Regions from separate parts of the Mus musculus genome. Here region 1 is linked to region 2. A link is a contact called in ENCODE Hi-C or POLR2A ChIA-PET data. All regions are on one chromosome and are shown on one strand. The core of a region is the stretch at or near the end of the contact, and the rest is flanking DNA. Distances in the headings are between cores, read along the strand shown. Region 1 holds the start of Lrrc73 (leucine rich repeat containing 73). Region 2 holds the start of Gtpbp2 (GTP binding protein 2).

Region 1 (3,017 bases), core at 56-2,555, 93 kb after region 2:
GGTATAGGGGTGGGATAAGGTCCCCCTGTGTAGCTCTGCCTTTCCTGGAACTCACCAGGTAGACCAGAGATCCATCCATCAGCCTCTCCACAAAAACTGAGATTAAAGGCACGTGTCTAGGTCTGGCTCACTTTTGTTTTCGTTTTTTTGAGACAGGGTTTCTCAGTGCAGCCCTTGCTGTCCTGGAAACTCACTCTGTAGACCAAGCTAGCTCGGAACTCAGTGACCCACCTGCCTCTGCCTCCTGAGTGCTGGGATTGAAGGTGCCACCACACCCTCTGACTCGCTTTTTTTTTTTTTTTTTTTAAAGAATGGCACTTCCTCTGCCTACTCTACTGTCCTGTTGCACTAATGAAGCCCCCACTGCAATCAGAGATAAAACTCAGCTTCACTGTGGCGGCTTTACACGCCCCCACCCACCCCGATTCCCCACGGCTCTGGGATGAACTGACACCCTTTGATTTGGGCAACCCCACTTTCCTGTTTGGTATGTTCAAAGGTGGTAGCCAGGGGCGGTGGTGGCACACGCACTTGGGAGGCAGAGGCAGGCAGATTTCTGAGTTCGAGGCCAGCCTGGTTTACAAAGTGAGTTCCAGGACAGCTGTATAGAGAAACCCTGTCTCGAAAAAAAACCAAAGGTGGTTCATCTGCCCTAACCTAGGGATCCTGCCCCGTGCCACCATATTGACCAGGAAGTCCCTGTGGACTGGAATCCCCACGCATGCTTCGCCTCGCGTTACTGGGGGGCGGGGCGCGAACGGATTACAGAGCCAATGGACTTCAAGCAGGACTGATTGCGGGGTCTTGGCGAGTCTCCGGATTTAGACCTTAAGAATGGAGAAGCACCAGAGAATAAGTAAAAAGAGAACGAAGTGACATCAAAAGCGGTCTGAGCGTGACTTGCCTCCACCCTCCCCACGTGAAACTGCATCCTTCTACTTACTTCCCGCGTTGTTCGGCCCTCAGATCCTAGTTCTTTGCCCTAAGACACGCAACGCGAGCCAGCCGCGTGGTCCATGCAGGGACGGGGGGCGGGGCGAGGGCCAGTGACGCAACCGTTGCCATAGGAACTCGCCGCCTGCTCCGGCGCAGCAGCTGAAGCTGAGCTTCATCCCGCCCCGGCTGTCCCCGAGAGCCGTGCTGCCGGGCCCCGGGCCCGCAGAGCGGGCGCGGCCTCCTAAGCCGCGAGGGAGAGGACCAGCGCGGGGTGGCTGCAGCTCTGTCCCCGGCCGCCCCCGCCCCCGCCTCCCGCCGCTTCTCTTCCGCGCCTCCGCACCCAGGCCCGCGCCTGCTTTCGATCCCGCCGCGGCCGCCGTTGCCTCCGCTTCCGACTCAGCCTCTGCTGCCTCCGCCTCCGCCTCTGCCTCCGCTCCGGCCGCGACCCCAACCGGGACCGCGACCTGAATCCCCGCCCCGCCCCCGGGCCAACTTCTGCCCAGGCCGGGACACCGGCGGCAGCCCCCCCGAGGCCCAGCCGTGGGGACCATGCTGCCTAGCTCCATCCAGATTTCGGGGGAGCCGCTGTCAGGCGCCGAGGTGCGGGACATCTGCCGCGGCCTGCGCGACAACGCGGTGCGCCTGCTCTCGCTGCGCGGCTGTCGCCTGTGCGACCGCGACTTCGGCCGCATCTGCCGGGCCCTAGCTGGAGCCACGTCCCTGGCGCAGCTCAACCTTAACCTGGGCGTCGTGTCTAGCCCCAGCCGCATCAAGCAGCTGGCAGAAGCGCTACGGACCAACCGCTCCATCCAGTCCCTCTTGTGAGTGTGTCCCCTCGCAAGGGGGTCCCGGCCACTGCACCCCTCTACACACCCTCTACCACCTCCTGTGTCTCCACATTACCTTTCCAGTACCTGTTTTCCCACCGCCCTACCTTCGCAACCTCTAATGCACATCTCGTCTCTGGGTCCACCACACCCTCCCAGAAACGAGCATCAGTTCTAGACTTTGCTCCACATGCCAACCTTCAAAGAGCCCTGCCTAGTAGGGAATGCTGCCCTCCCCACCCCACCCCAACCCCAAGTTACTTCATTGTGAAGGCCCTCGTTTCTGAGGAAGGGTCACCTCCCGTGGAGACTACCCGCTGAAGGAAGGATCTCAGAGGAGAATGAGCATGTGTGCCGGCTCCGCAGCCACTAGCCACACACCCCTCCCTGTGCAATGTTCTCATCAGTACCTGCCCCAGAAGCCAAATTCCCTTCCCATCGTATCCCTTCAAATCTAGGATTTCCATTCTTCCTTCCCATTCTTGTCTCGGGGAGGGGCAACTTTCCCAAATAGATAAGGCTGGTTATACATAATTAATCTCATCTCAACCTTCAGCCTACATGGGAGCCCACTGACAGATGCGGGACTGGCCTTGCTGAACCCAGCCCTGGCTCTCCACCCTGCCCTTGTGGCTCTTGACCTGGGGGACTGCATGTTGGGTGATGAAGCCATCAACCTCATCTGTGGCCTACTCCCTCCAGACGGGGCCAAGTCTGGTGAGCAGGGCCCTACTGAGTGCATGGGCTAGTGTGACTGATGTAGGCTAAATGCCGAGAAGGGGGTGTGGCCCAGTGCCGAGAGCCGGGAGGGTGCAGTAAGAATGCCTTTTTACCCTTCTCAGGAAGGGAGATGCTTAGAAACTGAGCAGAGTGGAAACTGATCCAGGCAGGGGAGGCGTGAGTAGGTCCCTAACTGCTCTAGACTGCTGTGGTTGGGGGCAGAGTGGCTCCCTGCCACTAGGGTTACCCTATAGACAACAGGGTCGAGAAGGACCTCACCTTACCCATCCTGGATTCTCACTATGCTGCTGCTTAGGTCTGAAGGAGCTAACACTGAGCGCCAACCCTGGCATCACCCCCAAGGGTTGGAGCCGCCTCGCCATTGCTGTGGCCCACAGCTCCCAAGTCCGCGTCCTCAACCTGGACTACAACCCCCTGGGTGAGCTTAAGATCATCTCTCTCTCTCTCTCTCTCTCTCTCTCTCTCTCTCTCTCTCTCTCTCTCTCTCTCTCTCTCTCTTGAGACAGGGTTTCT
Region 2 (3,070 bases), core at 191-2,690:
CTTTGAGATGTCTCACTGAATTCTCTAGTCTCCATCTCTAAAAACTTTTTTTTCCTGGCAATCCTGGTCTTAAGCATACAGGATAGCATACAGAAAAGACACCTACTTTCCTTTACTGAAGACCCAGGTAAATGGCTGATCTGCAAGGCTTTTCAACTTTTGGTTCTTTTGGTATATAGCTGGTGTGGAAACTATCCAATGTGGACAGCGACTGCATGCTCAATAGACTCGTCTCCTTCGATGTGGAACTGTGCAGAAGTTATGGACTCAACCAGGTCTGAACTCCTTCAGAGTACACCAGAGGTAAGTGCTCCTACCGTACCGTGGAGAACTTTCAAACTCTGTTCTATTTCTTGGCTATGTGTGAACACCTGGTTGTTTGTGAAGAGAGGGGAATGGACGTACTGTGAGTCATGAGATAGCCACGGCGCTGGAATTTGAACCCTGGCGTCCTGACTCTGTGCCCAGCAATTCTGCTTCTCCATTCTGAGCCTTTGGTGCCCCGTATACTGGTTTATGTCGCTCTGAGAGTTCTGAAGGACAGGAGAGACAGCTTGGCTAGAAAGACAAATCAGCAATCCCCTGGCGTCCTAGGACAAGTTCTATTCCTGGCTACTTTCCCCGCCCCCTGGTGGTTGACGTAACTGGAACCCCAGCTCCGCCCCAAGTAGGGGCCAGGCCCCTCCTCCGGACAAGTTTTAAACCAAATTCTGTTTTCCGGGATTGGCTAAACTTCAAAACAAAGGGGAGGAGAGATACTTGCAGTAGGCACCCTCCAAACCTTAGGCAGCTGGCTGCTTTATGGGTCCTGGACACGTGTCTGGCCACTGCGGTGCCTGGGGCTGCTAAAACCAACCCCCGGATTGTGCCACCCAAGTAATAAAACAGTGACTATATTGCAAGGGTGGCATAATCATCGTCACAATAACAGCTCTAATTATGCTATAACTACCATCTGCCTCCGCCCTAGCTTTTGCCCTGACTCACTCGACAGCACTCCAGCCGTCAGGAAAGAAACTGAGGCAGAGGTGGAGCCAGCAGGCTGTCAGATCCAACCTCCCCGATTTTTAACTTGTTGTCTGGGGTCAGCGCCGAAAGGTCAAACCCAGTTCAATTCTGATATAAGCCCTTCACCTCCGGTTACTGTCCCTAATCTCAGGCCACAAAGCCTTCCTACTGCCCCTAGAAGAGAAGCCGCTGGCAGTACGGGAAACTGGGTGCCGACTACAACTCCCCTTAGTCTTTGCGCTCAAGGCGCGCTTGCTGCCCTCGCCCCCGAAGCCACCTGTGACTCTCGCATAGCGATGCCTCTTGGGAATTGTAGTTCGAACTCGCATTCTTTAGCACTAAATCTCATAGCTGCGGACTCAGTATCCCTTGATGCCCTGCGGCTTTTTCTGACGCGACTAGGAGGACAGGGAAGGCAGGGGCGTGGCCTACAGTGGGCCACACCCCGCTCTCCTCCGGCTGGCCCGACTCGGCGGTGGCAGTAGGGGCGGCGGCAGTGGCGGGGGGGAGGGGTCGGGCGGGGGGCTGGTGGCAGCGGCGGATGGACTCGCGGGTATCGGAGCTGTTCGGCGGCTGCTGCCGGCCCGGAGGAGGCCCGGCCATGGGTGGAAACCTCAAAGCTCGGGGGGCCGGCGGTAGCAGCAGTTGCGGGGGCCCAAAGGGGAAGAAGAAGAACGGAAGGAACAGAGGAGGTAAAGCCAACAACCCTCCGTACCTGCCCCCAGAGGTGAGCACCTGAAAAGTGGCGGAGCCATGGGGAACTACTCTTCCGGTCCCCGAGACTCCAAGGAGGCGGGAGAGAGAAAATCAATCCCCCTTTCCGGTGTCAAGACCCAAGGGAGGAAGGACCGGGGAAGAGAACCCCTCCTCCTGTTCCAAGACCCCTACAAAGCGGGATCGTCAAGACTGGACGATCCTTTTCAGTGTCAGGACCTCGGGAAGGGACTGCCCCTTTCACCTCCATAACCTTTGGATTAGTGGGAACCGGGGATCCTTTCCTCTTGAGAAGAGCAGAGGATGTCTGAACCCCTACTTACTCTGGGAGTGGGGAAGGAACACTGTACTGGGAAAAGAGGGCAGGCAGAGTAACCAACGTTTTTCTAAACTTAATCCACAGGGAGAAGGGGAGTAGCCGGGACAAGAGCAATGTGTTCCTTCCCTATTCTTCAGTACCCACACACATTAAACCAGAGAACAGTTAGACGTAGCCCTCTGCCCTTTCCTTGTCCTGTGGGGCTGTGGACACAGAGAAGAGTCCGCACGAACCCGCTCTGGGAGTCCTCAAGGCAGAGAAGACTACTTTCCTTCCTCTTAAAATAGGAGAACCCAGTCGGGAGCTAGTGGGCTCGCCTTTAAGTCCCATCACTCTGGAGAGATGGCTCAGCGATTAAGAGCACTGTCTGTTCTTCCAAAGGACCCCCAGTTCAGTTCCCAGCACCCACATAGCTGCTCACAACGGTCTGCAACTCCAGTTCCAGGAAGTCTGATGCCCTCACACACATACATGCAGACAGAACACCAATGCACGTAAAATAAAAATAATGTAAAAAAAAAAAAAATCCCATCACTTGGGAGTCAGAGGCAGGGGGATCTCTGAGTTCAAGGCCAGCCTGGTCTACAGAGCAAGTTACAGGATAGCCATGGCTCCACAAAGAAACCTTGTTTTGAAAAACAAAGATGGGAGAACCCAAGGTGGGAAGAGCTTCAATGGGTGATTATGACTTTTAAGTGTGCACCAGAGTGATTCAGGTTGCTGTTCCTGCTCATAGAATTCTGATTCAGTGGGTGAGAGACGGGCCTGATTGTTTGGCATTTCTTACAAGCTAATGTTGTGGTCTTAGCACCACAATGGTCTTTGAGAACCATTGGCCAAGATTATCTTTCTACCATCTTTATAGTCAGCTATCCTAATTATTCACCTTCAGCAGAAGAGTAGAAAGGTTTCTTTGTTGATGGGAAAAGAGCTCCTACGCATTCCATGGTGTGGTTGACAGTATGGATAAAGACACCTCTAAGGACTTTAAAGACAGCATGATGACCAAGAGGGAAAGAGAAAAATAAA

What was found. A loop is a pair of places that touch in the nucleus more often than their neighbours do. ChIA-PET counts read pairs that join two places held with the same protein, here RNA polymerase II (POLR2A).
Region 1: POLR2A ChIA-PET joins it to region 2 with 12 read pairs in Patski. The contact joins the promoter of Lrrc73 here to the promoter of Gtpbp2 in region 2. A Hi-C loop is called at or near these places in 1 of 37 maps with a recorded cell type or tissue (T-helper 1 cell). POLR2A ChIA-PET finds 5 or more read pairs at or near these places in 3 of 5 experiments (Patski and embryonic stem cell).

What each region holds. Positions count from the first base shown.
Region 1 is chr17:46,252,860-46,255,876 of GRCm38, forward strand. It overlaps Lrrc73 (leucine rich repeat containing 73), which reads left to right and starts at 1,306. Exons shown (of 6, transcript NM_001111142.1): 1 at 1,306-1,757; 2 at 2,320-2,480; 3 at 2,800-2,922. The coding sequence starts at 1,486.
Region 2 is chr17:46,159,592-46,162,661 of GRCm38, forward strand. It overlaps Gtpbp2 (GTP binding protein 2), which reads left to right and starts at 1,441. Exons shown (of 12, transcript NM_019581.3): 1 at 1,441-1,735. The coding sequence starts at 1,550.